Linked DNA regions of Homo sapiens: region 2 is linked to region 1. The links are chromatin loops, found by intact Hi-C in ENCODE. Cell type or tissue: heart left ventricle. All regions are shown on one strand. Each heading gives the region's core, and the rest is flanking DNA. Links, peaks and the distances in the headings are about the cores only. Region 1 has its middle 140 kb from the start of ZNF536. Region 2 overlaps ZNF536 (zinc finger protein 536).

Region 1 (12,470 bases), core at 1,636-9,635:
AGAGCCCCCTGCCCGGCCGTCTGCGGGGCTCAGGCGGGGCTTGGCCTCCGATGAGCGCGCTGTCTCTGCCCGGTGGGTCCCACCCCGCCCGGCCACGCAAAGCCGTGGCAGCCCCCTCGCGGCAGCGCGCCCCAGGCGAAGCACCCCGGGCCACCGGGAGCGCGGCCCTCCCGAGACGCACGGGCTCCGAGGCCGCAGAAGCCTTGGGCCTCCAGGCCTGGAAGGGGCTCCCCTGGCCTGGAGGCCATGGGCCCGGCCCAGACCGGCCAGACACCGCCAGGGACCCCCAGAACGACGCCAGGACGCGCGCCGGGCTCCGTGCCTCCCACGGCCCAGGCGAGGCCGGCGGCTCGAGGGTTAAAAGGCGACCCCCATTCTGTAGGGGAGAAAGTGCCTTTTCTCCAAGTCCATATGGTCACTTCCTTTCGACCTGCTCGGCCCTGCTCGCCTCTTTGTCCGCTCTGTCACTTATAAAGAATCACTTGACTTACAATAACAGGTTCAAAAGACGACGGAGTATAATCAGTTGATCCACGAAGAATTGGAATAAAGAACACCCCACCGCTCAGGCTATCATTCCCATAGAGATAGTGATATCATTCATGTGATTGCGATGCTAATTTCTATACAAGAAAAAAAAAACCCTTGTATTTTGGTATTTGTTCAAAGAGAATTTCAGACACATCAGATTGGAAAATGTGGGCTGAATTCCTAAACTTTTTTGGGTAGGCAGAGAATTTTTTAAAAACACCACTGCAGAGATTTGAGCGGATTTTAAGAATCTCCTGGAACTAGCTTGTTGGAGGAAAGTGATTATTTCCTCACTCCTCCAGTGCACTCCTGGCGAGAGAGAGAGAGAGAGAGAGAGAGAGAGAGAGAAGAGAGAGAGAGAGAGAGGGAGAGAGAGCAGCAGCAAGGAGCGCTGGGTTCTCAGGGCAGGGTCCGAGGATGCTGGCAGCGGCAAGGCCCGGTGCCCGCCGACGGCGCGCCTGGGGAGAGGACCACCGGCGGTGAGGGCCCAGGCCCAGCGCCCAGGGCAGCTGCGACGCGTCCGTCTCCAACGCCGGCACGCTAACCCAGCGCTCCTCCCAGCGCAAAGTTTTCTGTGTCTCTCCCCTCACTCTTGGACTGGTTGCTTGCCACCGAATGACTCCTTCAGCTGGAGAGGGGTGGTGATGGGGAGGCTGTGGCATGCCTTTTCTGTATCTTTGCTTTTGATGTCTTGTGATGCCCGGGTTTAAAACCCGTCAGTCATCTTGGGGGAGCTCAGTTCGGGCAGGCTGGAGCAAGTCTTACCTGAATCAATGTTTTAAGTGCCCCTGTGGCTTGGCGTTTTGAATAATCAATCTGTCTCCATCACTTCTTAATCATGCGCAACACAGGCCTCTCTCTCTCTTTCTCTCCCCCCACCTCGCTCTCCCTCCCTGTATCCTTTTTTTTTTTTTTTTTGTCAACTCTTTTGGATCCTGTCTCTTTGCTATTAACATGCCCAGTGTCACATGCGAGGCTTTTCTTTAAAACAAGCCCCTCATTGGTGTATCTGGATACTTCTTTTATTATTATTATTACTGAATCTTTTTTCCCATAATGACACCAGGATCATTATATAATCCCATAACAAAGAGGCTTTTTGAGGCACCAGCTTTTGTCAACTCTAGGACAGAGAATCCATAATTGCATTATCCAGCTTTTTCCTCCTTCTTCCCCCCTCCTAGCTTCCCAGAAAACCAACCTCATGCCCCACTCACACCCCCACCTTGTTACTTCTGCTTATATTATTTACCGAAACGTTTGCCCAGAGGACCCGCCTTGCAAAGTTGCCTTAAAAAAGTTATTTTGTTTGATAATTAAGTCCTGGAGCCCATCGCATGATGATTATTCTACACCCATAAGGCAGAGAACCTGCGTGACGTTTTTCTCGAAGTTTAATTACCGTATGCTAATTTCCTTGCCTACTACGTGATTAATTAAAATCATATTTTCATAATCATTTGGCACTAGTATTGTTTTAGAATTATCATGATCTCCTAAATAGTGTCTGTAAATAAAGTCGCCTCTAATGGCAGGCGCGGGAGGCGAGGCTGAGGACCTCTCCGCGTTTGTATCGCGGCGATTGGCAACATAACTGCCTTATTTACATTAAATACGCCACAAGGTTACAGCGCGGATCAACGTCATTTGATCGCTGATGACTCCCTTAAACGCCCGGGCTGTGACTGATTCTTCGCGTCCCGCTGTCCACCGAGATTCACCCGGGAGTTTTTTTTTTTTTTTTTTTTTTTCCTCCCAGAAAAGAAACAGACTTTAAATAGTTTCAGGAGCAGGTAAGAATTACGCTTTTTCCTCGCCCCTTCTCCGTCTCTCTCTCCTCTCTCTCCGTGGCAGTCTCTCTCTCCCTCTCGGCTGGATAAAAAATTCTTTAGTCAAAGGCAGGAATGCAAAGTAGTGACAAGGAAGGGGCTGATATATGTCTCAGTAACGAGTCTGACAATCAGAATGTAGCTCTTGGAGAATAGATAGATTTTAATAAGTGTGTTTACATGAGCTCAAGGTCAGAACCAAGCTGCGCTGTGTTAAATGGTTTCTTAGTTGCTAGACAGAGAGAAAAAATGGACGATCACACACCATTCTTTGTAGATTATTATATCAAGGGTTCAGTCTCTGGCTCATCAAAGCTAAATGCCGCAAGACCTATCTAGTTGCTGTGAATTATGCCAGGGCGACAATGGAGAGCGTTTTTAATGGTACAATGCATTTCACCTACCAGATAGGGGGAGGCCGAGCCGGGGATGGGGATGTCTGCTGGGGCTGGGTGATGAGTATCAATGAACGGGGCGATTCTGAAAAGAGGCTGATGAAAATCGAGCCCGCCCTGCCCCGGCTGGGCTGGGAACAGTTCGCAGGGCTCTGCCGAGTGGGCGAGTGAGGCGCGCGAGCAGGGCGCCCGTCCCCCCTCAGCCCCGGAAAATGATCAAGTCAATCGTGTGGGCATGTTTCATTATTCATTGAACACAATCTTTTACAACGCTCCGTTTACGTGCCCGAGTTTGCTCCTGACGCCCGCGTTTCAATGTTTAAGGTAAGGAAAACAAAGGTGGGGGGGGGATCGCGGGGCGCGGCGCGGTGCGGGGGGCGCGGCGCGGGGGGGCGGCGGCGGGTGGGGGGGCAGCTTCGGCGTCCGGGAGGTGGCAAAGTGAGTTTGGACTCTTGGCGCGGCCCCCCCGTCCCCTCCCCCTCCCCATCTCGGCGAGGCCTGCCGCCCGGTTCCTTCTCGCCCCATCGCGATTAAAAAATACGGTCTAATTAAATATCCGTGGCTGTGACGTTGGCGAGAGAAGCTGTCAGCGGGTGGGGGGTGGGGGGAAAGAAGAGGAAAACCGAGCCGGCGGCTGCGGCCGGGCATCGTATGGCGCTAGAGAACTTCGGCGGCGAGCGGGACCTGCGCCTGGGCCGCCGCCTCCCCGCCCGCGGTCCCGGGACCGTTACTTTGAAAAGGAGTCCCGAGGCCTGGCGCCCGGCGCGCGATCGGGACCCCGCGTCCAGCTCCGGGGACCCGGCCGGCGCCCCCCACCCGCGAGCGGCCCGCGAGCCACTCTCAGGCCCCGGGAAACTTTCAAGAGGGTCTGGGGGGTGGGGGGAGTAAAAAGGGGAGGGGGTAGGCTGGGGCCGCGGAAACTTCTGCTCAAGTGACTTTCCCCATTTTCTCCTCTGCCTGGGACGGGGGTTCGCCTTGCGCTCTTTCTCTGGTCCGCGCTCACTGCGGGGTTCCGGCCCCTCCGCCCGTGGAGAGAGGGTAATTTGCAACCTTTTTTTTTTTTCAATTAAAGTTAGCTGATGCTTACAATGTGTCAAACTTGCGGGCGCCGAGAGCCGCTGAGATCTGCCATTTTGTGATTGCATCGGCCTCCTGTGCCCCGGGAGCCTGGCCAGGCTGAGGCCGGAGAGTTGGTTTCAGGGCTGAGGTGCCAGGGTCCGAACCCGCGACCCCAGGAAAGGCCGTGGCGCCTGCAAGCGCAGGCGGCGCCCGCAGCACCTGCCCCAGCCGGGCCTCGGCCTGGGGGCCCAGCCGGGGGCCAAAGAGGAAATAAATAAATAAATAAGTAACAGGTTATGGAGGGAAAAGAGCCGGCCAGTCCCAGGCTGGAGAAATGAGGCCAATCAGAGCGAGGAAGTGCGGGCGTGGGGGCTCTGGAAGGCAGAGGAGAGGCAGGGCTTGCGCGGCGTCTGGGAAGAGTGCAATCTGGGGGGACGCCTCCCGTCCCCCCAGCGCAGATGCATGACTGGGGTAGGAATGATCTTTGCTGATAAGCCTTTTTCTGTTTGCTTCAAGACATTATTTTTCGAAGATGAATTGAGGAAAACAGTCGTAGGCGAGACTCGGGGTGTATTTTAGGCAAAAAAAAAAAAGTTAGGGTTGGGGGAGAGCTTTCCTTTGATGAGTAGGAAAGTGTCCAGATCTCGACGCGCCCATCTGTTGCAGTTTTGCAAATAATTTAAAATATAGATATCTCCATATAGACGGATGTATGTGAAGTGGAGGAAGGTCGAAACGCGGGGAAGTTAGGGAAAAAGAAAGAAAAAGGGCTGGGCAGAGAGAGACCTGTGTTGCTCACTCTTCACTCTGCGGAGTGAACTCCGGCAGGGCTTTCTTTGGGGACAGGTGGAAAGTTAAGTCCCCCCCTTTTCACTTCTGTATTGTGAGTGGTTCCTACTGTGTGCCTGTTGGAGAACATGTCCACCGTTCCCGAGTTAGGTGGAGGATTGGAATGTTGGGGGGCGGGGAGCGTTGGAGTTGAGGACGCAGTGGCCAGGGGCTGGGGGCCGAGAAAGAGCAGGGCGGGGTCTCAGCCCCGCGTGCGGGTGGCAGCGGCGGCCGGGTTTTGTTTGCCAGATATTGTTATGTCTAACGGGTGCCTCGCCGGAGACGTGATTTGTCAGCCGCCTTCGTTTTCACTTTAGCAGAAAATACGGCAGCTGCGAGGTGTCCCGGCCTGCGGGGCTCGGGCACCCGGTGCGTCCTGGGGGCTGGGTCGTGTGCGCGGGTGGGAGCCGGCGGCCGGCGGGGCCGGGGCGAGGGGCGAGCGGGAGGGGCGGAGTGAGCGAGCGCGCGGTACGGCCCTCCGGTTCCTCCTGCGCCTTCTCCCGGCAGCCGCCGCCGCCGCCGCCGCCGCTGTGCAATTTAGCAGAAATCCGACAGGGGCCGCGTTTGCTGAGCGCATCCGGCGGCCGGGCAGCCCGAGCGGGCCGCCGGGCCTGGTCGGCCGGTGTAGAGGCGCGGAGGGGGCCGGCGGAGGGGACCGGCGGGGATGGGCGCGGGAAGCACGCCTGACCAGAGCACGCGCCGTTCCCCAACCCTGGTGTCCCCGGCGAGTTGGGCAGCCCCGCGCGCCCTGACCTTGACGCCCCAGTCTCCAGCCAGGGCTTAGGTGAACTTGGGGTGGGGTGTGCGTGCGTGCGTGTGTATGTGCGTGCGTGTGTGTGTGTGGAAGGGGTGGTGAGACTGGGAACGCGCTGTTTTCTTTCCCAGTTTGATACTAGCAACTGGATTTTTACTTTAAGACCGGCTTTGCTCTCTGCTGGGGTTGGGAGGGGGGGCGATCTTTTCCCATCACTCACATCTTTGTTCATTGTTCACTGAGTGGAAGGCAGGCGACTTAAAGAGACGAAAGAGAGGAAAAAGGGGTGAGAGACGGAGAGAGGAAAAAGAGGGGGGCGGCCAGAAGAGGGAAGGAGAGGCGTGGGGACAGGGCCCCCGCCCCCGCCGGGGTCGGGTTTGATGGTGAAATAGTAAACCCACGCACGGAGGGTCGCCAGGAAAGTGGACATTACCGCTTTAATTAACTTCGAGATGCTCCGGCGGCGGGACCTGGCGTAGCCGTGACGCGCCCCCATAAATCTGCCCGGCCCGGGGCTGCTCCGAGAACTCGTACAGTAGCGGCGTCAGATCCATCCCGCGCCTCCCAGTCCGGAGTCCATTTGCATAATTGGATTTTTTTTTTTTGCCTCCTTCTTTCTCCCTGAAACTTGTTTGAAAACCCAAGTGAAAACCGCGACGATCTGCACACTCAAAAGCAAGTGCCAAGTAAGTGCCCTGCGGTGGCCTCGGCGCGCCCCGGGGTGAGCGCGCAAAGCCGGGAGCGAGGTGCCGCGAGCTGCGCGCCGCCCCGGGCCGGCCTCGCGTGTGGGCGGCTGGGCGGCTGGGCGGCGGGAGGACGGCCTCCGCGGGCTCCGGGACTGCCCGGCTGGCTGCTCGCACAACTTTTTTTTTTTCCCCCGTCTGCTGACTTTTCGGGCCAGGTGAAGTGTTTGGGCCACGCGTGTACCTGTGGCGAGACTCGGGAGGCGATCTTGGGGGGCGCGCGGTCGCAGTTGGGCATCTTGCCTGGGTCGGGGGCGGGCAGTCGGTCCCAGTGGCCGCCGCTGAGGGCAGAGCTGCGAGCGAGCGGGGCCGGCTGCTGGTCGCGCCGCGCCGTAAATGCAAGCCTGTAGCCAAATGCTTCCCCCATTATTCTAAGGTTTGTGTCTGCGTGTGCGTGTATGTATGTGTGTGTTTGCGCTGTGCTTTTAAACAGAAAGAAAAGCAACCAAAACAAGAGCAGGAAGGGCTTTTTCCTTAGCTCGTCCCCCTTCCCCCAGCATCATTTATTTCTTTTGCTTGAAGGAGAGTGCAGACCTTCTTTGCTAAAGACAGGGTCACCGAGAGATTGACAATTCTGTTGGAAATGCCATCAATCCTATAGCGAAAATGTAGCTGCATTTATAAAATACCAACCCTTGCCTGATAAGGAAAGTGGTTTCACAGTGTCTCAAATTTTATTGAAAATATGTAATATTATTATAATGATTATTTACAGCGTTCAGAACCCAGGGGAAAAGTCGATTTGCTTGGGGGAAGACTAGAACCCTAGTTCTTGTTTGCCGGCCAGCCTGGGAACTTGCCTGGGGCTGCGCCCACCACCCTGAAAGCTGCTGCGGGTGGTGGGGGGGGCTCAGCTTTCAGTCCAGGGAGTCGCAGGGGGTCGCCCCTGCAGCCCTCTGGCCTCTGCTCGGGGAGAGCCCAGGGCTTCTGGCTGAAGGCTGCTTTAGTTATGATGTCATTCTGATAGCGGAGTGCAAATGTCTCCTGATTCCACCATTAACCGCCTGGCTGATTTGCTTGGTAATGATAGCACTGACGTCCTGCTCCCTGACAAATGCAGAACCGCCGAGCCCTAGGAATTAACTTTTCCCCCCACTGAGGAGAAACCCGGCTGCCAGAAGTCTCAGCACTGGGCCTCTGCCTGTGGACTTTGTCTGCCTCAGTCCCAGACACTGACATACATGACAGGCCCCTGGGCTGAGGGACCCGTTTTCCCAAAGTTTAGAAAACTTTTAAGACTTTCATTTCCAGAAGACCCTTAATCTGGTCAAACTTAAGTGCGATTGTGACCAGGCAGAGATATTTGCATGTGACCAATGGCAGGGACTCTGAGACCATTGCATGGAAGACTTGCCTCCTACCTTCAGCCCCTTAACTGTGTCTTCATGTTAATATCACTGCAAGTCAGCCGGATTTAGTGTTGATTTTTAACTAGTGTACAATGATTTAAGATTTCTTTTGATTTACTGTTCAAATGAAATTTACATAAATGTGATGAAAATGAACTTAACATCTGGGCATATGAAAAAAGGTTAGTACCTCATATGTCATCTGCAGGGAAAGTCTCTAAAATGCTTTCACCCTAAACTGGGTTTGGGGAAACAGTTCCTGGAGACATAAATGGTAATTATGGAGAACCTGGAGAAAACACTTTCAATAAATTTGCATTCTTTTGGACTAGAGCTCTGAAAGCCCATCTTGTTCTGTGCCTGGAGTGGTTAACTTCTGAGCAGGCTGGAGATCTTCGCAACTCAGCAACTTAACTGCTGGCCGGGCTGTCTTCACGGAAGACTTAGGGCAGGCAGGGAGCGACAGTCACGCTGTTCTGGTCCAAGTCAGAGGCCAATAACCCCCATTATGGGAGAGGACAGAGAGGCAGCTAGAAGGTGCCGCCCGACTTCCCACAGTTGCCCATAGGGTACTGAAGGCAGTGCTGAGATGTGGAATCATTGCCCACTGAACCCCAAAGAGCTGAATGATTAGGTTTGTTTGCTTTGCCTTAGGTAACCAAAGAAATTTCCATCAGCTCCACGAGCCCATTCAAGTGAACTCTGAACTCCATCTTACTTTTGAGCAAGAGAAGCTTATCTCTGGCATCAGGAAATCAGAATTAAACAGCCTTCCCCAAATGTGGTTGCCTTTTGCTCAAAAGTTGGCTGTGAATGGCACAGGTGTTTTTAAAGTGCCTTGAATGGAGGGGGAAGAAAGACAGCAATGATACTCATGAGAATATAGATGAACTTTTTTTTTTTTTTTATAAGAAGAGTATCATAAAAGAAGAAAGCAAATAGATTTATTTTTCCAGGCTGAATGAGGACAATTATAGCTTTTTAACATCTTTGGATTTAGTGTTTTTAATAAGCCTTTTAAGTAAGCTGAAATATCAGCTTGCATTTTGTTCTCAACATTATTTAAAGTGAGACTTGATGCAAATTTAAAAACAAGTGAGTTTTCTGCAGGTCAACATTTGTCCATATGAAGGAGAGAAGCCTCTTCCATGGCCTGTCTGCCAGGACCTAGGGCAGGCCAGTGCTCAGCCCTGCCTCAGCCTATCTCCAAGTGAGGCCTTAGATTTCGGCTGGAAGGACAGGGGTGGTCAGGTGGCATCTCTCAGGCTGTGAAGGCTGGATTTTGGAATCTAAAAGCAGGGCACAAACTCGCTTGCATTGCTACTAGTGGGGCCTTGTGAGTGGAGGGGCTTCCTCTGAACTCACACCTGCTGTGCACACTGGCACCTTCTCCAGAATGTGCCAGGGCAGGGTCTGGGCTGAGGCTGTGGAGGAGTTGGAGGGAAGGGAGCAGGGCCAATGGGGAGGAGTGGGAGGGAGGTCTCTGTCTGCCTGGTTGGGCTCACCTGTGTGCTTCATGTGGTACCTGCTCGGGAGTTGGAAGGGAGGCCTTTTGCCAAGGAGAGGGATTGGTTGTTCAGGTCTAGACTCTTCAGGCTGCCGTGATGGTCCCCTTGGTGGCATTGAACGTCCTTAGAGGAGTGAGCAGATAATGTGTGTGGTCAGAATGCGCTAAGCCAGGGAGTGGCCCCCTAGGTTGTGCTGGTGATGGTGGTGGTGGTGATGTGTGTGTGTGTGTGTGTCTGTCTGTCTGTGTGTGCTGGGGAAGGGTGCTGCCTGTTAGAAATACTTGTTCTGAGATGATTTCCTTTTCATCCACAATTGTACTATCCAGGATAGACTGGTGAGTTTGTAATGTACATGTGTGTTGGAGGGGTTGGGGTGGAAATAAATGAAGAAATCAGGAAATACAAAAGAAAATGCATCTTCAGAATAGAGATGCTAGGAAACACAGTCCAGTTTTCTGAAATCCCCCTCACTTTTTTTTTTTCCCAAAAGAAGGCAAACATGGATGGAAGCCCCCTCAGGAAGGTGGGCTGTGCGGGAAGCCATCTGGCCCACCTGGGGTGGGCGTGGGGGCCTCCCCCGGCCAGTTGATGCCATCAACGGGCTCCTGTTGACTGTGCCTGGTGATAAGGGCTGCTGTGGCTGCTTCTGCTGGCTCCCTGAGAGTCTCCTCTCAGCTTCTGATTTTTAAAAAATAATTTTTCAACTTTTATTTTAGCTTCAGGGGGTACATGTGCAGGGTTGCTATATGGGTACATTGTGTGATGCTGAGGTCTGGGGTACAATGCATCCCGTCACCCAGGTAGTGAGCATGGCACCCAGTAGTTTCTCAGCCCTTCTGCCCCGCCTTTCTCCCCCCTCTAGTGTCCCCCAGTATCCATTGTTGCCATCTTTATATTAATGTGTACCCAATCTTTAGCTTCCACTTATACATGAGAACATGCTGTATTTGGTTTTCTGTTCCTGCGTTAATTCGCTTAGGATAATGAGCTTTCACTTTTAAAAATCACTGTAGATCTCTGGTCTTTCTCTTACAGTGGAGTTTTTGCTACTATAAGCAGCATCAAGCACTTGGCTTTTCACATGCTCTGAGCTTGCTCGAGGTGGGGTTTATTTTCCCTAAGAGACAAGATTCAGATGAGAGTGAGGTTTGGGTGGAACTTAACAGATGAACCTGGGCATCATTTCTCCAGCTCAGGGCACTCGTGGGAGTCCGTGCTGTGCGTTGTAGGATGTTTGGGAGCGTCCCCAGCTTCTACCCCACTAGATGCCAGTAGCACCCCCCAGCTATGATAATCAAAAATGTCTCCAGACATTTCTATATCTCCCTTGGGGAGAATCAAGCTTATTTCCCACACTTTATGCGCTGGGCCTTGTCTTGGGCCTCTTCAGGGGGGTGGAAGGTCAGCTGTGGTCCTACCTTTGGGGACTGCACAAGCTGGTGGGGAGACAGACAAATCCCAGTGCCCTGTAAGTCCAGGGGGTTGGACTGTGCACTAAACAGGGGAAGACCCATGGGGTCTGAGAGGGCAGAGAACTTCCACATGGATGAATTGTATCTGAGCAAAGGCATGGGGCCCAGCTCTGACTGCTTAGAGGTCAATTGCACATGGAGGTGGTGTCGGGGGTTGGGGCGGGGGGAGAACCCCATCCCTGGCCCCTGACTGTGACATGCAAACTAAGCAGTGGAAAGCATAGTTCTTAGGCTCTGAGTGAGTTGAGGCTGGGCACTTTGCTGGCAGGATAATGATACCTTTTTTTTTTTTTTTAACTTTAAGAGATGGAGCCTTGCTCTGTCATCCAGGCTGAAGTGCAGTGGTGCAATCACGGCTCACTGTAGCCTCGTCCTGGGTTCAAGAGATCCTCCCACTTTAGCCTCCTGAGTAGCTGGGACTACAGGTACATACCACCACACCTAGGTAGTTTTTAACATTTTTTTTTTTTTAGAGATGGGGTCTTGCTATGTTGCCCAGGCTGGTTGCAAACCCCTGGCCTCAGGCAGTCCTCCCACCTCAGCCTACCAAAGTGTTGGGATTACAGGCATGAGGCAGTGCACCTGGCTGTCCATTTTTGAGTATTTGCTATGTGTAAGGCACAGCTCCTAGTGCTTTACACCTTCCTTATGATGCAGGTACTATATATGTCCAGAATTCAGGAAGGAAAACTGAGGCAATGGGAGGGGTAGGTGGTGGGTCTAGGATTAGACCCATCCTTTATGCCTCTGGAGTTGGCATGCTTAGCTCATCTACTGCTGCAAAGCATCTCCCGTGACCCACGTTCAGCTGCCCTTTCTGGGGCCAGATTTACAGCAGGACCTCTGTGATTTGCTCCTGATTCTCAAAGCTCATCCACCACACCCTGACACCAGGCTTGGGGGCTGGTAGGGCCAAAGCAAGCACTCTTTGGGGTGGACCAAAGCCTCCAGGTAGGTGGTGGCAGGAAGGCAATGTTGATGCTTCAAATGCATGAAGAGATGCAGGAAGGAAAGTCAGTCTATAAGGTTCCCCCTTTCCTCTACCTACTATTCTTAGTCTATGGCTTTCCAATGAGAAAATTAAGTGCTGTTATGACACAGGAGAAATGATCACCGTAGGCTTGAGCTGACATTAACCTGAAAGTTTTCTATCTAGGCATTACAGCTTTGATTACCTGAGCTGTGTTCAGTTGGGTCTTTGATTACCTAGGTGGGCCTGGCTCCTGGGGAGTATATTTCTGGCCCCCTACCTCCTTGCTGGCTCTTCAGCTGGATGCTGGGAGGCCACCTCTCCACTGCTGACTCTATTTGTCTATTTGGGACCACTAGGCTCCTTCCTTTTTTTTTTTTTTTTTTTTTTTGAGACAGAGTCTTACTCTGTCCCCAGGCTGGAGTGCAGTGGTGCAATCTTGGCTCACTGCAACCTCTGCCTCCCAGGTTCAAGGGGTCCTCCCGCCTCAGCCTCTCAAGTTGCTGGGATTACAAGCATGTGCCACCACACCTGGCTAATTTTTGTGTTTTTAGTAGAGACAGGGTTTCACCATGTTAGCCAGGCTGGTCTCAAACTCCTGACCTCAGGTGATCCACCTGCCTCAGCCTCCCAAAGTGCTAGGATTAAAGGCATGAGCCAATGTGCCTGGCCTCCTTTACATTTTTTAGGCTTTTTGTTGCTTTATTACTAAATTACACACACACACACACACACACACACACACGCGCACACGCACCCCACACCACGAAGTAGCTTTACTTAGGTTGTGAAAGCCCACCTAAAATCGAGATTAATCACAGAAATGCCCATTCAGCCTTAATTATAATGATGGTCTGGCTTGCATTTCTGAGATTCCCTCATAATTCCCATAAATTTGAAGGAGAGTTTGGTTCATGCAAGTACCAGATCGTAGGACCCTCGGGAGGTGGTATTAATTCAGCAGACATTCCTGCTTGTGGTTTCCAGGTACAGGAGGAAGGGAAGGTTTGGGGCTCTTCGGTGTAGGTATGG
Region 2 (12,470 bases), core at 2,450-10,449, 180 kb after region 1:
TCAGCATAATGCCCTTGAGCGCCATCTATGTTTTGCATGTATTAAGAATTCATTCCTTTATATTTCTGAGTAGCACCTCATGGCATAGATGTACCACAATTCATTTCACTATTCTCCTATTGTAGGACTTTTTTTTTTTTCCAGAATTTGGCTGTTATAGCCAAAATTTCTGTGAACAATGGCATACAGGTTTTTGGGTGAACGTAAGTTTATTTTTCTAATATAAGGGCTCAGAAGTGCAATTGTTAGATCGTATGGTAAGGGTATGTTTTATTTTTTATTTTTTAAGAAAATGTCAAAGTTTTCCAGAGTGGCTGTACCATCCTACATTTGTACCAGCAATGCATGAGAGATCAGGTTGTTTGCATCCTCAGCAGCATTTAGTATCGTCATTTTGAACAGAATTTTAACTGTTTTAATCAGTATGTAGTGTTATGTTCCTGAACATATTTTCATGTGTTTATTTGCTATTCATATCTCTTTTTTGGTGAAATATCTGGCCATGTCTTTTGCCTGTTTTCTAATTATATTATTTATTGAGTTGAGTTTTGAGGGGTTTTGTTTTGTTGTTGAGACAAGGTCTCACTTTGTCGCCCAGGCTGCAGTGCAGTGGTGCTGTCATAGCTCATTGCAGCCTTCAACTCCTGGCCTCAAGTGATCCTCCCACTTCAGCCTCCTAAGTGAGCAGATGAGACTACAGGTGTGAGCTACCATGCCTGGCCTGAGAGTTCTTTCTACATATTAGATATGAGTCTTTGGTCAGATACATGGTTTGCAAACATTTTCCCCTAGTCTGTAGCTTGTCTTTTTATCTTCTTAGCAGGGTTTTCTGCAGAGCAAAAAATTTAATTTTGACAAAATCCAATTTATTAATTTTTCCTTTTGTGAATTTTACTTCCGGTATCATATTTAAGAACCATTTGCCCAGGACCTAGGTTCCTATGATTTTTTTCCTATATTATCTTCTAAAAGTTTCATAGTTTTATGCTTTATATTTACATTTGTAATCCATGTTTTGTGTAAGATATGAGATTTAGGTCAAGGTTCTCTTTTTGTTGTTGTTGTTGTTTGTTTATAGATATCCAGTTGTTCTAGCTCCATTTGCTGCAAAAAACTCTCCTTCCTTCATGGAATTGCTTTTGCATCCTTGTCAAAAATCAATTGGCCTTACCTGTGTGGGGGGCTACTTCTGAGTTGTCCATTCTGTTCCATTGATCTATCTATTTTTTTTCTTTTACGAGATGGAGTCTCACTCTGTCACCTAGGTTGGAGCTCACTGTAGCCTGGAATTCCTGGGCTCCAGCTATCCTCCTGCTTCAGTCTGGTCTACATATCTTGATATTTGAGAATAAGAAAGAAGGACTTCAAGATCCGGGTTAGACTCCCCATGTCCCAGTACCTCTGGCCTCCACCAAGAATGGATGTGAGCACTGGAACTGGGCTCACCACCCCAGTGGGGTTTGCTCTGCACAGGAGCACGTGTGAAGGACTTTACCCACTGCTTTCTCTACCACATTCCCCAGACACTACTGTTTTGGGTCTCTTTTCATTTCTTTTCCTTGCTTACACATGTTCTCAGATTAAAGTGGGATTTTCTGAAACAGATTTTTTCTATAATGGGGTAAAAACCGTAAGTAAACAGAATTATCATAACCATTTAAATAGTAATAAAATATGTTTTTCTATTTCTATTCAAAGAGGGGGAAAGGTAACTGGAGAAGATGAAAGGAAAAGCTAGATTTGTGGGTGGTAGGTGTGTTTTCTTCTTCTTCAACAACAGGTACAGAGTTTTAGTAAAGGACTTCAAGGGAAAAGGAAAAAAATAGCATATACTGTTATGGGGTTATTTTTATCTTTCATTTTTGTGACAACTTATTTGTACTTAAGAGAATCTTTCCAAAGAGTTAGAAGCATCATTAAATAAAGACTGTGAAATGTGCAATATGGCTTATTTATTTAAATGTTAATTGGTCCAACGAACACTTCTAATTAGCTCTATATTTGCTTAGCAAAAAGTTTTACAAATTCCAATTGTGAAAAGCAGCTATTTTGAGCTGGTAAGCATGTTGCAGCCTCAGCTATGATTTTTCTATAGTTCTCAGCCCTTGAAGGCACAATTTAATTTTTCATGTATGCATACTAGCAACGGTAAACACTTGCGAGTGTAAAGAACCTTCTTTAATTAGCTGCACAACAATTAAAGGATTCACAAACTAAATTGAACCCTGTCTCGGTGCTTACTAGCTGAATTCTACCACCTGTCACAACAGCACTTTGTTCAATCTGTTATGCAAAATCATTATAGCAATATAGTGGAGGGGAAAAAAAAAGAGAAAACAGCAATTATTTCTTACTTTTCTCTTGAATGGGTTATTTTGGGTTATACTGATGTCAGGTTCATTGAAGCTAACCTTTTGAAATCTGTAACAGCATAATACTTCTAAGGCAGTCTCAGAATGGCTGGAAGAATATTCCATTTTACGCTTTTAGGAGGAAGCAGCATTCATTTCTTTCCTCCTAAAAGTGCTGGAGACTCTGATCATTTGAAACAACCTGTTCTACCTCTCCCAGCCACCTTCCATTTGCCTTTTTTCACCGGGAACCCTGTACGGCTCGACAGGCTTCTGTGTTTTAAAAGCTTGCAAACCGCGGCCGACGTGGGTTTAAAGATGCAATTCTCAAACTGCCGCCTCCAGAGCATCTCGAGTCATATTACTTCATAAGCCCAGTGACTTACTGTAAAAACATGTGTGTTGCTTGCTTTTTAAACATTTTTTAAAATTAAAAAATATATATATATATATATATATATATAATTTTCAAAAATTTGATTTAAACTAAACTGCTCTCCTGTTTAGACTGGGTCGGAGGGGAATGTTACCCCCACCCCACCCTGGCCATTTGCAGAGACAAAGGCTTTATTGTGAGGCCCAAACCCAAAGCCTGACATGACAGACTTCTCCCTGGAGTCAAGGAATAAATGTTTACATTTGGTGTTGCCGTGCCCTGGCCCCCTGGTAGGAATGCCTGCAACTCTGGGCTTTCACATACAGAAGGGATGGGGAGGGATGCTTTGCGGAGGAGAACACCGCTGCTGACGAGCTGCACTTTGAGATGCTGCCTGGCATTGCTTAAAATGGCATCAATAACATATTGTTAGTCCCAGCCTCCAAAGCATATGTGATCTGGCCATTTCAGACGTCGGAGTGACTGTAGACAAACCGCTGAGCTCAGTCAGAGGGTCTGCATTCTCCCACATTACAATATTTTTTATAAGTTGTTCTTTACATCATTTCAGGAAAATGCACAACGCAGACAAGGCAGGCCTTTGAAAATCTAAACTCTTTCCCTGAAAAAATGCTGAAAGGAGGAAAGTGAGAGCCAAAGGTCAAAGGCTGCGCAAGAATGTGTTTCTCTATTTTTCCTATTTCTTAAGCAGAGGAAACTGTCATCGTTGTGGCATTTGGGTAAGAAGGACTATCTCCAATCAGGTCCAGGAGGGAGAATTTGAAGTCTACAGGGGCTTCTCTCTTCTTTCTGCTGAAATCCAACTCTTTGGCTGGTCCAGGGCTAGTGCATGGAAACTAAAGTGAGCTGCTATCCGCTTTATTGAAGTTGGTGAAATGCATACCTCCTGCAAACTTGCAGCTCTAGAAAGAAGACCCACTTGCTGTCTTCCACAGCCTCCCTGTCTGCTGCTGCACTCGGCTGCAGTTTTATTGCCAGAGTCTCCAAGTGCAAGGTCCAGCTGCTCTTTGTCCCTGGGCATGCTGTCCCCCTCGTTCTTCCTGTGCTCTTGACAACGGTGTCTGCACCAGGCTTTTGATGGGAGGCTGCTGTTGCCTTCAGGGATGGGATGGTCACATAGTAGGCTCTCAGTGAACATCTGGTGATGACCGTAAATGTAATCTCCACTTGGCCGAAGAACTCATGGGAATTGAAGGGTGGATTCAGGCAATTTAAGCCCTTCAGCATTCCCCTCTACATTTTTTTCTTTCCTTTCCTTTCCTCTTTTTTTTTTTTTTTTTTTTCTGCTGTTCATTTAGAATCTCCTCATCACGGTGCACTATTTGTTCCATCCCACGTTTCTTATTGCTAGTCTTGCAAGGGAAGATGGTAGGTAGAAGAACTGTAGCGTAAGGCCAGCGTTGCCCACGCAGGGCCTGCCTACCTTGTGCTCAGACCTGGGTTGGGCACAAAGGGGGCCATCCTGCCTTCAAGAGGCTTCTAGTCTGGGCGCAGAGCCCAGACTCCCCAAGGAAATGTGGAGACAGCCTTGGTGTAGATTCTGTATTTGGGGCAGGCCAGAGGGGGACACTGTTTTCTGGCACCCCAGCATCCCTGGAACTCCAGCATCCTCAACTGCAGGCCACTTGAGGTAGTGATGGCTTAGCAGTGAGGCGCATGGCATGTGGAGACAGGCAGTCTGGGGTTCAGTCCCAGCAATCTAGTGATCAGATGTGAAACTTTAGGCAAGTTATTTAACCTCTCTGTGCCTCAGTTTCCTCAACCATAAAACGAATATGATAGTAGTAAAACTCACTGATAGAGTTTGAGAATTATGTGAAGGCACTTAGAACAGGACTGAGTGCCCAGGAAGTACCACGTTAGTTACCATTGCTGTTTGTTTCTAGAAAACTCTCCAACCATGATTTTCCTCTTCTCTTATACTACAACCACAGTCATCAACACAGAAGAAGACTTCTGTGACCAAATGTCCGGAGGCGGGGGGGCTCCTCAACACACCCAGCAGTGGACACCAGCTGGGTGTCCCCAATTCAATTCTGCCACCATCTACCCAGAGATCCCACAGGTTGCGAGCTCAGTCCCCAAGACGGTCCTGCCCCAGGCACCAGTTGCAAGTCCAGGCCTCACGAACTTCTGACCAACAGGCTTCACGTTGGGGTTCCCATGACCCCCTCTTTGGGTCCTATTAATTTGCCGGAGCAGCTCATGGAAACATTTACTTATGTTTACCAGTTTATTATCAACAATATTACAAAGGATGTGGGTGAAGAGAGGCGTAGGGGAATGTATGGGGCATGGTGGGGAGCTTCCACGCCTTCCCTGGGCACCACTGTCCGGGAACCTCAAGGCATTCAGCTATCCCGAAGCTCCCAGAACCCAGTCCTCTTGGGTTTTTAGGGAAGCTTCATGATGTCATACATATCCTTCAGAATATAGGGTGAGACCCTCTTTGGGGAGGGTCTTAAGACCCCAAGTCAGAAAGATGGGGGAAGATTAGAGTCCTGCCTTGGGGCAGGTGAAAGGAGGTCAGAAAAAGATCAGAAATATTCTGTTTCCTGAGGCCTAATACTGCCAACATTACAACAAAAGACTCTGACAGGGACCATGGGAGTTATGAGCCAGGAACTGCAGACAAAACCTATGTATATATAATAACACCGCACTGCTACTTCCTGAACTTGGGGTCTCCCTGTGCCTGAACTCCATAGGTTCTGAGATTCAACAGAACCTTAGGAAACCATCTCCTAGCTCCTGGCTTCAGGCTTGATGGGTCTGATGAGCCATCAGACCAGAGTCTTCCAGGGAAAGCTTCTCCATGGGTACCAAACCATTTAAGACTGCACTTCTCCCTTGCCTCTTGATACTGTTTATGGGCGCAGTGTTGTAGTCTAGAAGGTGGATTTTCAGAACCGGTGTGATCAGTCGCCACACCCGAATCGTTTTCCACCTTTGCATCCTGCCTACTGGAAATTGGATTACTTACTGAAGAATGTGGAGGCCCTTGATGCAGAGGCACTGTTAACATTTTTTTTTTTTTTTGAGATAGAGTCTCACTCTGTATCCCAGGTTGGAGTGCACTGGCACAATCTCCACTCACTGCAACCTCCACCTCCTGGGTTCAAGCGATTCTCCTGCCTCAGCCTCCCGAGTAGCTGGGATTACAGGCACCCGCCAACACACCCAGATAATTTTTGTATTTTTCGTAGAGACGGGATTTACCATGTTGTCCAAGCTGGTCTTAAACTCCTGACCTCAGGAGATCCACCCACCTTGGCCTCCCAAAGTGGTGGGATTACAGGCGTGAGCCACCACGCCCAGCCACTGTTTCTATCTTATCAGACCTGAAGGATCTCTAAAGTCAGGAGTTCCTGAGTATCTTCCATGCTAGAAGTATGTGCATTGTTCCATGTGCAGGGCACATGGGAGAGACACAATCATTGTTAACATATGAATTTATAGCCTAGCAGGGGCACCAAGAAAAGGGAACAACTAGTCAACCGCGATGCATGCCCAGGGAGAAACAACCCAAGGAAGAGGAGTGGGAGACGAGAGAGCGGAGTGTGGTTAAGGACTAGGAAAGGATCAGGAGCAGGTGCCACCGAGCAAGAATCTTAATTTGCCATGGTCATGGGTTGGGGAAGGTTCTGAAGGTGTTTTCTTTGAAATCCACACCGCTTTACTCCAGGCCAACAGGGATTTTGGCCAGGAGACTGCAGGCTGATGTAGGAGAGCTCTGCTGTTGGGGAAGGATACATTGTAGGGCTATAAATACCTGAGATAGGAAATGCGTATTTTTAGCTCCAAGCATTGAGGAAACTTGGATTATCTAGCAGTGATTGGGGTCATCTCCCAGCTCTGTTTCTACACTGGGAAACTGTACGGCCAGTTTTCCTTTTAAGGGTTGAGCAACGTGCCGGGGCTGGCACAGCTTGGTGCCTGACACAGAGTGACCCCTGGAGACTGTCTGTGGAATGACTGTGTGACAGCCTCCAGTGAACAAGTTTTCTGTAGCGGGTGTGCTCCTTTAAAGCAGGGGCCACCACAACTTGTTGGCATTTCCCTGGGTGTTGCTATCATGTCAGTTTCTCATGGTGATAACCTTTTAAAAGATGTTTGATCCCTAAACAGTGTAGAAAGAGATGCGAGCAGAGGAGATCCACAGAGTAGACAGAGGGCATCCCCAACCTCTGTTGTCTCTGCTTTGGACCCTGGACTGACTGCAATCATGTCGGGTCCCACCAGTTACTTTAATGAGGGGGGATTTTGCTTTTGCAGAAGTTGCTGCCTTTCTTGTGCCTGTTACTTTGCTCACTTATTACTGGGGTCACAGCAGGTGGCTGGATAAAGGATCACCGGAACCAGGGAGCCAGCCCTACAACTCCACTTTGCTCCTCCCTGACCTACCCTGTCCTGTGTGGCCAACAGACTGACCTTATGATCCCCAGAAGGCTGAAAAATCTACAAAGGATGTTTCTTCCTTTTTGTTTATATTGACGTTTTGCTAGTTTTTCTAAACATTACATAATGAGCTGATTTCAAAATCAGCTTGCTGTTTCGAGAAAACTCTCCAACCATGATTTTCCTCTTCTCTCACACTACAACTATAGTCATCAACATAGAAGAAGACTTCTGTGACCAAATGTCAGGGTGGGGGGCTCCCCACACACCCAGCAGTGGACACCAGCTGGGTGTCCCCCAATTCAATTCTGCCACCATCTACCCGGAGATCCCACAGGGTGAGAGCTCAGTCCCCAAGATGGTCCCGCCCCAGACGACAGTCACAAGCCGGGGCCTCACGAACTTCTGACCAACAGGCTTCACTTTGGGGTTTCCAAAATCCCCTGTTTGTGTTCTGAGCAGCAGGAAGGGAATGGACATCCCTGGGTGATCACCAAGATGAGTTCTTTGCTGTCTCTCCTTTCAGGCCCTTATGCATATATATTCTCTCTTTTTGTTGTTGTACATAAAGTGGATTATGCTTGCATACCATTTTGTGAACAGCCACTGAATTTAATGTATTCTTCTGCACCCTTCTTGATGAGTGCAAAAACAATTGCATGACTCTACCATGATTGATTTATTTAATCCAGTCCCGTGGGTGGAAATACAGATGGTTTCCAATTTTCTTTTTCTCTCATTAGATCTGGGGACTGGGCTCCTTGTCTTTGGCTCACAGAGGATGACTGGGGTTTCCTTTGTTGAGAGGAAAGTGGCCGTCATGAAATCAGTTGGGTTTTCTCTGATGTGATGGGCACTATGAGTACCTGCCTTGGCCCACTCATCACCAACCCTGAAGGGGTCTCAGGCATATACTTTTGGATTGGAGGTGGGTTATGAGAAAGATGGGCTGTGTTTCTTTTTGTGTGAGTGGATGCATGTACCTGTGCACGAGTACATGTGTGCACAGAGGTGTAGAGGAAGTTCAACCTGTTTTTTGCTTTGGGTTTGTGGTGATTGAATCCAGGCCATTATAGACCATGGGGAGAAGGGTGGAAATCTGGGTGTTGCATTCTAGTAAAATTGGCCACTAGTATAATTGCCCTAACCTTCTGAGTGTCTGCTCACGGGTGTTAAGCATTTGTCTGTACCATTTTTGATTAGTGCATGGTATCCAGGGGATGCCCTTGTGAGCCAGCCTCCCCTCCCCATCACCACCTTTGTTCCTTGAGCTTCTTTCCTTCAGTACTCCATCTGCATTATTTGTCCAGGCCACAGCCTTTTCTCCAGGAATTAGAAAGTCATCACTGTTTTCTACTGCCATTCAATCTTCTTGACCTCTGGTGAGAGTTGTGAGCTGCTCTCTCTGCCAATTTCAGCAGCTGGGAGGGATATTGGTGAGGGCACAGGAAGTAAGTGGAAGAAGGGTATCAAGGTGGTCACATCGCAGTTGCAATCTGCTTTTGTTTTATTCCTTTGGTTGTTAGTAATTAGTTATTCATCCATCCATATGTCCATCCATCCATCAGCCATCATTGATCCATCGGTCCATCTGTCCATCATCCATCCATCTATCCTTCCATCTATTCATACATCTATCCTTCCATCTATTCATCCATCCATTATTCTCTATCATCCATCCATCTATATATTCATCCATCCTCCATCCATCGATCTTCTATCCATCCTTCATCTATCATCATCCATCTATTCATCTGTCTATTCATCCATTCATCCATCCACTCATCCATTCATCCATCTATCCACCCACAAATCCATCATTCATTCATTCATTCATTATCATCCATTGGTCCATCCATCCATCCATCCATCCATCCATCCACTCATTCATCCATCCATCCACTCATCCATCCATCCATCCATCCACCCACAAATCCATCATTAATCCATTATCATCCATTCGTCTATTCATCCATCCATTGATCCATTCATCCATCTATCCATATCTTTCTATCTAAACATTCATCTCTGGTATGTAGAATGGTGTCTGGCATAGAGTAGTTGCTCAATAAATATTTGTTGAATAAATGAATGAATAAATAAATAAAAGTCAGAGGTTTTGAACTTGGAGAGTGTATTTCCTGCCAATAGTCTGCAGCAGGCCTATGAGATTCAGACCACCTTGTTCTGCTAAAGGACATCTCAAGCCTCGCTAATCTTACAGAGCTCTCTTTTCTTATGTTGTTATCCTTGGGAGGCGCCCTGTCTAATTTTCTCCTTCCGAATCCCTGGCCCCCCTGCTCCCAGCTTCCTTGGCAGCAGACAAGGAAGAAGGGCAATCTAGGTGTACTTTTATAAATGACACTTTGATGAACATCATTTCAGCTAAATCTTTGTACACGTTCTTAATTATTTCCTTAGGTTTAATTGCTAGAAGTGGAATTGCCAGGTTAAAGAGAATGCACATTTAAAGATTTGAATACCTGTTGCCAAATTGCCCTTCAGGCATGTTATGTCAAATTACGTCCCCCGACCACCACAACTGCCATACAAATTATGACCCTGTCCCTTTCCTTATATTCCTTCAAGTCTGAATGTTATTTAACAAAGTGGTACACCGTACTAATTTTATATGCAAACTGTCTCATTTTGCTTTTTATTTCTCAAGCTTAATATGTATGTATATCTATATTTTATGTAGATATCTCTCTATATAGATGTAAAGATACATATCTTTAATGGAATGCCTCTAAGTCCCTTTGGTGAATTACCTGTTTATGCCTTCTGTCTGGTTTCCTTTTGGGTATTTGAATTTTTTTTTTTAACTGTAGCATCTCTTCATACATCAGAGATATTAACCCTTTGTCTTATACACATCTTCTAATTGTTTCTTCGAAGTATTTCACTTGGAAAAATAGTTCGTACATGGTGTTTTCTAATGAGATAAAGGGATTTAAGTGATTAAATCTTTTAATGTATTCCTTTACTTTTTAGTGCCATGCTTTGAAAATGATTTCCTACCCCATTAATAATACTCCTAAATTCACCTTAAGTATTTATGATTTTATTTTAAATATAAATTTCTAATCCATTAAGTGCTTATTTTGATGTATATCCTTAGGGTAAAATTTTGTATTCACACATTGCACACATATTCATAATTTTCTATTAAAGAGATTTTAAAATTACATTTTCCAACTGATATATAAGATATATAGGAAAACTCCATTTACTTTTTGTTCTTTGAAATTTATAAATAAAATAACTTTAAAAAATTATTTGAAATAAATAAACAATGAAAAGTGAAGGTCTTTTTTTTTTTTTTTTTTTTTTTTTTTGAGACGGAGTCTCGCTCTGTCGCCCAGGCTGGAGTGCAGTGGCGCGATCTCGGCTCACTGCAAGCTCCGCCTCCCGGGTTCACGCCATTCTCCTGCCTCAGCCTCCCGCGTAGCTGGGACTACAGGCGCCCGCCACCACGCCCGGCTAATTTTTTTTTGTGTTTTTTAGTAGAGACGGGGTTTCACCGTGTTAGCCAGGATGGTCTCGATCTCCTGACCTCGTGATCCGCCCGCCTCGGCCTCCCAAAGTGCTGGGATTACAGGCGTGAGCCACCGCGCCCGGCCAAGTGAAGGTCTTTTTAAAATCTCTCACCTTCACCTCAATTTCACCCTCTTCTCAAGAGGTAATAATTTTTCATGGATTGGCATTATCTCTGCACATGCACAAATGCATATAAATACAAAGGAGTTCTTGTTTTTCACAAACATGGCAAAACCGTATACACATTGCTTTGACACTAGCATTTATATACTTAAGAATATAGAGATCTATTTAATTCTCTTAAACTTGGACAAAATTCCATGATATGGATGTACCATAACTACTTAGGTATTTTCCAATGGGTCAATGATTGAATCATTTCCATTCTTTCTCCAATTAAAAAAATGCTGCAAAAAAATTTCTGGCACATACACATGTGAATATTTCTATAATATGGATACCTCCAAGTGGCATTGTTAGGTTGAACGGTATGCACATTTAAAATTTTCGTGGATATTGAAGAATTGCTTTCTAAACAGGGTGCACCAGTTTACTTTTCTGCAGATAGTGTGTGAGAATGGTCAGTTTCCCAAACCTGTACCAACAATATATACAAATAAAGCTTTTTAGTTTTTTTTTGCAATCTGATGCACCAAAATTTTAAAATTTTTATATGAATTTCCTTTGGAATATAGTTAAAGATACATTTTTATTTATACAACTTTATATGGCTTCATTTTAAAAAGTCTTTACCAAGGATTATAAAAAAATTCTCCTATGATTTCAGTGATGACTTCTTAGTTTTAAAACTTTTTGTGTGAAGTAATGTTGTGTAATGTATTTTTTAAATGCATAGACTATTATCTCAATATGTTTACTGATCAGTCTATTTTTATATCTGAATCATCACCTTTATCAAAACCACGTGTCACTTTCGGGCTTCTCTCTACCTGGTTCATTGACATATTTGTCTACTTCTGTATACTACCACATTATTTCAATTATTATAGTTTTACTGTATTTTGATTTGATAGTACACATGCTGTCTTTTTATTCTTTCTTAAAACTTGCTTGGCAATTATCACATTTTTTAATGATGAATTTTAGATTTCACTTGATAAGTTTGATAGATGATCTTATTGATAATTTGACTTGGATTTATAGATTAATTTTAAAAAAATTTATGTATTTATGATATCACCATTTCATCCATGAACATGGTATAGTTCTATTCAGGTCTTATTTTATGCCCTTTTGTAAAGTTTTCTGTTTTACTTTTATAGATTTTGCCCATGTCTTATTATATTTATTCTGGGTGTTTGAAATTTCCTCTGACAACTTACAATTGTTTTTTTTTATACAGGAAAGTGATCATTTTCAGTATATTGATTTTATCTTTGACATTTTACTACGATTTATTAGTACTAACAGTTTCATACTTTATTCTTTGGATCTTTTAGGTACAGTCATTTTCAACTGTGAATAATGACAGTTTTGCCTAGTCCTTGTAAATAATTACAACTCATAACTTCTTTTTTTTTCCAAAAATTTCACATTGTTTGTATTGACTAAGACTTCCAGGACAGAGTGTCTTGTTGCTAGCTTTAACAGAAATAATTCCAATGTTTTGCCATTAAACATAATGTGTGATTTGGCCATTTATCTTTTTATAAATCAGGAAGGAATGTTGAATTTTATCAAGTGATCTTGGGATGTTGTTGATATAATATGATTATTCTCTTGTAAGATATTAATATAGTGAATTAGTAGACTTTCTATTGTTG

What was found. A loop is a pair of places that touch in the nucleus more often than their neighbours do. Peaks named below come from ENCODE experiments on the same cell type or tissue, not always from the same donor. Only the 100,000 strongest peaks of a DNase experiment are listed, where the experiment ranks them.
Region 2: it touches region 1 in a loop (31-fold over the local background); 37 of 110 quality-filtered maps call a loop at or near these places.

Annotation. Positions count from the first base shown.
Region 1 is chr19:30,222,592-30,235,061 of GRCh38, forward strand. It overlaps a transcript of ZNF536 not described here. Among named protein-coding and RNA genes, the nearest start is that of ZNF536, 140 kb to the right of the region's middle. RefSeq lists silencers at 1-83, 5,076-5,465 and enhancers at 516-1,016, 1,017-1,517. In heart left ventricle, for the core only: a CTCF peak has its summit at 5,207; DNase peaks (open chromatin) are centred at 2,928, 5,190 and 6,365; H3K4me3 peaks cover 6,005 bases; H3K27ac peaks cover 3,641 bases; H3K27me3 peaks cover 5,249 bases.
Region 2 is chr19:30,400,009-30,412,478 of GRCh38, forward strand. The region is part of intron 1 of ZNF536 (zinc finger protein 536); the gene reads left to right. Among named protein-coding and RNA genes, the nearest start is that of ZNF536, 34 kb to the left of the region's middle. In heart left ventricle, for the core only: a CTCF peak has its summit at 6,716 (motif pointing left); no DNase peak of the experiment used is centred there.